Linked DNA regions of Mus musculus: regions 2 and 3 are each linked to region 1. The links are chromatin loops, found by intact Hi-C in ENCODE. Cell type or tissue: left cerebral cortex. All regions are shown on one strand.

Region 1 (2,500 bases):
GCACATGGACACCCATGCCTGCCTTTCCCCATCTCCCTGATCACCAGACTTCAGGGAACTCCTGGGAAGTTGCTCTGTGCCCTTTGCAGGTTGACCCAGGTGGCTGGAAGGCCTTGGGCCTTGGTGCTCAGCCAGAAGCTGTGAAGGACAGGAGGCCAATTCCCTGCCCCACTGCCTTGAGCGGCTGGCTGGCCTAGCACCCATGATCAGAGTCAAATTAGGACTCTGTGTTGCGGGTTCCGTCACCAGAAGGTCCTGGGCCTCTGAGATGCTGTGTGTCTGTACCAGCCCTGTGCCTGGGGCTCCCGCCCTTCATTCACACTGTGATACCAGCCTCTTTTCTGCCCAGCCCTAGGAATCTGTGATCTCCAACTATAAGCTGCTAGGGGTCACTTCCTGGCTCTCACTTTTCTCTTAGTCCTCAAGCAGCTCATTCTAACCCCCACTGTAGAAACAGGGAAACTAGGCTTGAAAAAGCTCAGGCCTTGGCTAGGTCACCCAAAGAAAGGTGGACCCAGCAAACTTGGCCACCTCCCTGGGAGGATCAAGGGAGCCCTCCTCCCCGAGAAAAGCCAGGCAGAACTGTCTTGGATCAGTCGCTGGGGCTGGGGACGAACTGAGAGGTGATCTGGACCCTGCTGATGCCTGCGGGGTCTGGCAGCTGAGTTTCCAGGGCTGGGCGCGATGATACATTGTCCGCCTCCCCTCACCCCAAACCCCCATCCCGCCTCCCAGTAGCTGTATCAGTGGACCAGCCTGCGGTCACACCTACACTCTAGTTGACTTGGAGCAGGGTCGCGGTCTAGAGCCCGAGGGGGGGGGGGAATTAGCCAGAGACACCTGTACAGTCCTCTCTCTAACTGCAAAACTAGCTGTACAGTCCTCTCTAACTGCAAAACTAGTTTGCCAGGAGCCAGGGAAGCACGGGACACGCGCGCCCTCAGGCGGCAGGAAGAAGAGTTGAGGATTCTAAAAAATTAACTTTGTTGTCGTCGACTTGTGAGTTCCTTGGGGTGCCCTGGAACTGGCCTTAAGCAACTCATCCTCCATGGGGGAACCTGGGGTCCATCGGACAGCCCAGAGCACAGGAACACTGCTGAGGGTTGAGAAGGAGAAAACATTTAGGGGGTGGGGGGGTGGGGTGGGGATCTGTCCTAGGTAAAAGCCAGGCTAGCTTTCAGGGTGGCTCTGGCTGCCAGATCTTCTGGGGAGATGAACCAGGTTGTGAAGAGTTCAATGGACTTTATTCCCAGGTCATCTCAAAACAAGCTTGCGAAAGTAACTTTTATTCGCTTGATGTCCTTGTTGTCTCGGAGGCTTACTGCTGACTACGATCTCCTTTTCTAGCTCTTTCTGAACTCTTACTGGCTGATTCAATTCAGCTGTTCTGGCTCAAACGTCTCTTCAAGTCGCCTGATTCAATCTAGTTTGTCTCAGCTTCACATCTAGTGCACTGCTTGGCCTGCAGCCACTCACTCACTGTTCTAGATTGCTTTCTGTTGCTGTGATAAAAACACTTATCAAAGGCAGCGTGGGGAGGAAGGTGTTCTTTACATCTTACAGGTTGGATCTCATCGTCAGGGAAGGAGCAGGAACCTGGAGGCATCCCCTGATGAGAAACCGCATCGGAAAGATGCTTATTGGCTCTGCTCCCTGGCATGCTCTGCTACTTCAGCCACTGTGGGGCACCGGACTCCGCTTTGGGCTCACCTTCTCCCCACAAATCCCATCTCACTGTGGATCCCTAGCAGAGACGTCCCGGCATCCAGGATGCTCTCTACCCTAGAAGGGAAGAAGGCAGAAGGCCTCTACCCTGGCTGTGCCTGGGCCCAACTTTCTTTTGTGGCTCCAACTATAGCCCACTTTGGTTTTGTATTGTATTTTACAGGTGTCATTTGGGTGAAGAGCTGGAATTACCCTTCGTCCTTGCTTTCCTTAAGCAATACTGCACTGGGTGCACAGGGGCTGTTGGACACGGAGCCGACTGTGCAGGAAGACGGAGGCCGTTCGGTCCATCTGGTACCCATTTAAGTGGAATTGCAAAGTCCCCAACTCCAGGACCTGTTTTAAGGACGAAACGCCAAGCTGCACACATAGAGACCCGCATGAGTAAAACCGACGTGAACCTTTCTCCCTATTCTACCCCAGACGCGCGCGATAGAAACATGGCGTAACGTGCACCCGAGGCTTCAATAGTTTTACTTCCCTGGCTCTTGGCTGCAGCCACATCGCCACACGTCTAACGCGCTAGCGGGAGCGCGCGACGTAAGCACCGCAACTGCGCACGCGCTACGGGAGGCACTTCCGGGGACCGGCCGAACGCCGATCTACGCAGCCGCGGCTCTATTTCCGGCTGTCTGGGAGCACTTCCGGGAGGCTCTTCCACTAGTGAGGCGGCGTTGCTAACAGGCGGAAACCTCCAGGGAAGATGGGGAAAGTGAGGGCGCTGCGGGCTCGTGTGCACCGGGCGGCCGTGAGACCCGACGGGGATTCTGCACCG
Region 2 (2,500 bases), 110 kb before region 1:
AATGTTTAAACAGTGCAGCCTGACCATGCAATGGGCTATGACTCTATATTACAAAGGACACTGCTGGGCTGGGGAGACGACTCAGCAGTTAAGCGCACTGGCTGCTCTTCCAGAGGACCCAGGTTCAGTTCCCAGCAACCACACAGCAGCTCACACCTTCAGTTGCAGGAGATCCAACTCCCTCCTCTGAATTCTGCAGACACTAGGCATGCGCCTGGTACACAGACATATGCACAGGAAAAAGACCAAATGCACAGAATAAAATTAAAACCTTTAAAAAGAAAAGAAACAAGCCAGTGCTCCCTTGTCTGTGAATATTTACGTCAACAGAGGTCTGAAAATATCAAAATATCAGTGGAAATTCCCAGAAGTAAACAACCAATATATTTTCAATGGCGACTCAGAGAACTATAGTGGAATCTCACTCCACCCTGCTGAGCCCTGCCAGGACTTTTACACAACAGCTGTAACTGCCCGTTCTATTTCATCACTTGCTGCTGGAAGGGTAAGGGTACACTGCAGCACAGACAAGCTCAGCACAACTGTGCTGAGTGCAGAGGCCCGAAGAAGGGCGCACCAAGACTCCAGTGAGTGAAAGCAAATCGGTGCTACCTAGGAGGGGCAGGGGGGAGAAGGGACAGAGCAGTCCCAGGGCAGGGCGGGGCACTCCAAGGATGCTATTATTCACAGCATGGATGTGACACACTCAAACATACAGGATCCTACAGTCCAGCGAGAAAAAGTCAGCGCTGTGTAAAGCCTGCCAGAGGCAGACGTTTGGCAGAAAAGGCAGAGATGGCCTTTTGTGTATGTGAAAGGATCCCGCTGCCTCACTTGCAATCACTAACATACAGTTCAAGCCACCAGGATGCCATCTAACACCTACCAGACAAGGTGAAGACCCCAAGGATAACGTATGAGTGAAAAGCCTGAGCAGTAGCACACACTTAACTCAGCTGTGGTGGCCATGACACACACACCAGAAGAGCCACAGTGACCAACAGGTCAGCATATCTTGTAACGCCGGCTGCTCACACAGATGCGGCACGGCTCTAAATTATGCTTCCAATGCAAACCTGCACATGTCCACCAGGAGATTTTCAAATCTGCTCACAGTACTTCTAAGAGTCAAACTGCAAGTAACTTCAGTGTCTGCCAGGAGCAGAACAGAGGGATGCTGGCTTGTTCATAAAGAGAAATCCACTGAGCAAGGAGAGGAGGCTGCCGTCACAAGCTTCAAGAGAAAGGAAACTGACACAAGGCTGGTAAGAGCTCCCAGGGCAAAGCAAAGAACACACACACACACACACACACACACACACACACACACACACATATATATATATATATATATATATACACTGTACAACTTCTATTAAGACAGACAAACGAAAACCACACAGTGTCCAGAGACAGAACGGCAATAGAAAGAGAAAGAATGACAACTCGGTATGTCGCTAACTCTTGGTGGTGCTGGGAAGATGAAGACTCTAGGTCACTGTCCTGCTCTGCTCTGCAAGCAGGGTATCATGGACACCGAGTTATTCAGCTGGCCATCACTGTAACAAAGTGCCTGAGGAAAGTCACCTGAGATGAGAGAATGCCTGCTTATGAAAAGGCAGTGCATCATAGCAGGGAGCAGCAGCATGGCCAGGCAACAAGCAGGGGAGGCACTGAGAGCAGATCCTTAAGGGGAATGCAGGGACCCAGCCTTTCTACTTCTCCCGTGTCTGGCCTTAGGTGAACAGCTCTGCTCTGGTTCACGCCCCTACTCTGACGTGCTGCCTTGGTGGGCAGAGACACCTCCTGCCTCGTCTGACAGGCCAAGCTCGAAATTCCCAGGCTCCACACAGAAGGGAGATGTGACCCTTGTCAGTTGTCCTAACTTCTGCACATGCACAGTGGCACTCGCCTGCCCACCCACAAATACACAAAAACAGCTGTCATTGTAAAACAATCTCAAGTCTACCCCAATGTGGGAACTGTGACACTGTCTGGAAACAGTCTCAGCAGATGTACCAGAATTAAATACAGAACATTCTGACTAGGCTGGGCCCTAAGCCAGTGACTGTTGACATTTCAAGTGGAAAAATCTGAATACCGACACACCCAGGCTCAGATGGCCACAGGAAGGTACAGGAGAGGAAGGACTTACACTAGCACAGCTAAGTAACCCGCAGTAGCCAGCACTCTAGAGCTGAGAGGGAGGAAGGACCTTCCCCAAAAGCCCACCCTGCCTAGGGTGACAGCCCAGGCCACAAGTGGGCTTCTAATTCTATCTCCAAACCATGAGATGCTGTCTGTTATGGTATCTGAGTGGTGACAATGTTACAACAGCCCTGGACCACTGTTCCCTTGTCTGTCACAGTAAGAAGAAAAGCTGTGGAAACATATGACAAGGACACAAGAACACACACTGTTCTTACAGAGGAACCAGGTTCGAGTATTGGCACCCGTATGAAAAAGAGGCAGGCTTTATTTACCATGGGTGCCTGTAGCC
Region 3 (2,500 bases), 65 kb before region 1:
AATCTACTACAGGTTCTGTGAAGCACACAAAAAATATTTAAAGGGTGAGTTTTGCCAGGCAGGGCAAATGCTTTATGGTCAGCATTTGAGAGGCAGAGGCAGGCAGACACCTTTAAGTTCAAAACCAAGCTGGGCGTGGTGGCACACGCCTTTAATCCCAGCACTAGGGAGGCAGAGGCAGGCGGATCTCTGAGTTCAAGGCCAGCCTGGTCTACAGAGTGAGTTCCAGGACAGCCAGGGCTACACAGAGACACACTGTCTCGAAAAAACAAACAAAAAAGTTCAAAACCAGCCTGAACCCAGTCTCAAACAACAAAAAAAGGCGAGTTTTGGGATACAGGATACGGTAATGTAAATTTATGCAAATTCCTTGTAAAGACTAGCCGTTTTAAACATCAGCTATCTCCCTATAGAATGTCAAGGAGTAGAATCCTTACACCTAACACGTGGTGGTTGGTAACAGGTGAAGGTTCGTGCCCCCCCCCCTCCCCCCAGTATCGCAGCAGACACCCTTGAGACACTGGGAAGGGTCCTGGGTCTCCACAGGCTCCCCAACACTCTGCCTGGCATAAAGTCCTTACTGGAGAATCTAGCCCCAAGTTCCCCGGGGCGGCCAGGGTCAGCTCCTTTAGTCACCCTCACCAAGGTAGCAGGAGTGAGGCAGTCCCAGACCGGTCCTAGGCATACCTGGGAGCAGATAAGAAACTTAAACAGAGAGACGCGACAACTGGCAAAAGGTCACAAAGAGAAAACACACCGTGACAGGCTAGAGTGTAAAGACACCTTGAGAGAGCCTGAGCTAACAAAAATACTCTCTTGCAGCGCCTCATCAACTCTAGCGAGCGTACAAAGGTCAAAGTTGACCAAGCCTCAGTCTTGGACACAACTTGTCAGCTCCCTGATTCCCCTCAAACAAAAACAGTGCTGGAATGCAGATGGTCCCCGAGATGCTAAGCAGGTGCCGAGGCGTCGGTTCCGACTAGCCGAGTCTTTCGTGCCTCAGGGCACGACGTTAACTTCCAGCAGAGGCTGGCTGCCTTACCCAGCTTCAAGGGAGGGCGTGAGCGCAGAGGCAGCCAAGCCCGCGGGCTGGACTCCGCCCTGGATCCGACCCGGCCGCCCTCCTCCTACTCCTCGGCCCCTAGGCCCACGGGCCTTACCCACTCTCGGAGGTTCCTGCGCGGAGGCTCCGGACAGAAGCAACAGCAGCACGGCACCGAGGAGCATCACCCAGTGCGGCGTCAGCCCAAGGTTAGCAGGCGCCATGGTGAGTGCGTCGTCGGCGGGGACCTCAGGCGACTCAACTCCAACGCCGAGCTAGGATGTTTCCACAGTAAGCGCTCCGCCTCCGTAAGCTAGCCAGACGGGCGGAGCTTGCGAGTGCGCAGCCGCTGGCTCCGCCCCCTGACCTCCGCCCGCCTACGGGCGCAGCTGAGGCTTAGCACGCCTGCGCGCTGCTGGAACTGCGGGGAGGGAGCAATAACCGGAGCGTCAGAGCAGCGCGCGTGCGTAGTAGACTACTAGGCTGGGCAGTGGACAGCGAAGCTTTGCCACTTGCTCTGGAATGGAGCTGCTGGACTCTGAGGCGGGTTCTGAGGCTCAGCTGCTCTGCCTAACACAACTGCTCTGTAGCCGCCAACCCTTGGAAACCTCTGCCAGTCCTGTTAATTCTCTGCCAGAGCCGTATGCGTGTCCAGAGGGCAGGTTTTGTGGATTTACGTTAAAACAGCATCCAAGCTGTCTCGAACTTGTTACTGAAAGGCGTTTAAATCACTGAGGGAATGTGGAGGGTGTAGCTTAGATGGTAGAATTGCTTGCCTGGCAACCAATGCATGCACAAAGCCTCCGAGTTCCATCCTCAGAACCTCACAAATGAGTCGTGATAACACACACCTATCATCTCAGCACTTGGGGGTGGAGCATTGGAAGGATCAGAAGTTCAAGGTCTTCCTTAACCAATGAGACCCTGACTCAAAGAAAACAAAACAAATCCTTATTGATAGTGACTGGGGACGCAAACTTGAAGACACAGGAGCTTTGAGTAAGAGGGTACCTTCCCTGCTTGATTGTGCATGAACCAGAGACCTAGATAGCCAGACACCAAAAAGATCAATGCGGGACTCTGGATCCCAAGTTTCTCGACTCATTAAAGACCCAGACTCCAGTAGGAGTAAGCAAAATAGGATACAAGCTTGAGCCCACCAGCTTTATGTCCATTTGATACAAGCTAGTTATGACTGTAAGTGTTGCAACTCTGAAGGGAAAGGCTTGAAGCGTTCCAGCTCCACTCCTGGTGCTGCGGCAGAAGGTTTTCCCAAAGGAAGTATAACAGTTCTGCTGCAGGAGGGGGTTCCCATGGAAAGTGTCACAGGTCTGCTCTGCAGAGGAAGACTTCTCCAGCCAAAGTGTAACAATTCTGCTTTGCCAGAGGGAGGCTTTCCCCAGTGAAAGCGTTACAGCTTTACTTCGGCCAGGCAGGTTTTCCCCAGCCAAGTTCTGT

What was found. A loop is a pair of places that touch in the nucleus more often than their neighbours do. Peaks named below come from ENCODE experiments on the same cell type or tissue, not always from the same donor. Only the 100,000 strongest peaks of a DNase experiment are listed, where the experiment ranks them.
Region 2: it touches region 1 in a loop (4-fold over the local background); 17 of 42 quality-filtered maps call a loop at or near these places.
Region 3: it touches region 1 in a loop (3-fold over the local background); 4 of 42 quality-filtered maps call a loop at or near these places.

What each region holds. Positions count from the first base shown.
Region 1 is chr10:77,515,669-77,518,168 of GRCm38, reverse strand. Fam207a (family with sequence similarity 207, member A) reads left to right here and starts at 2,356. Exons shown (of 6, transcript NM_133998.3): 1 at 2,356-2,500. The coding sequence starts at 2,429. It overlaps 2810425M01Rik (RIKEN cDNA 2810425M01 gene), which reads right to left and starts at 2,271. Exons shown (of 1, transcript NR_163865.1): 1 at 1,228-2,271. In left cerebral cortex, CTCF peaks have their summits at 950 and 2,261; DNase peaks (open chromatin) are centred at 925, 1,533 and 2,291; H3K4me3 peaks cover 1,098 bases; H3K27ac peaks cover 928 bases.
Region 2 is chr10:77,624,247-77,626,746 of GRCm38, reverse strand. The region is part of intron 1 of Ube2g2 (ubiquitin-conjugating enzyme E2G 2); the gene reads right to left. Among named protein-coding and RNA genes, the nearest start is that of Ube2g2, 3.2 kb to the right of the region's middle. In left cerebral cortex, a CTCF peak has its summit at 1,102; a DNase peak (open chromatin) is centred at 2,022; H3K27ac peaks cover 886 bases.
Region 3 is chr10:77,580,588-77,583,087 of GRCm38, reverse strand. It overlaps Pttg1ip (pituitary tumor-transforming 1 interacting protein), which reads right to left and starts at 1,433. Exons shown (of 6, transcript NM_145925.3): 1 at 1,161-1,433. The coding sequence starts at 1,266. In left cerebral cortex, no CTCF peak of the experiment used is centred here; a DNase peak (open chromatin) is centred at 1,428; H3K4me3 peaks cover 1,850 bases; H3K27ac peaks cover 1,208 bases.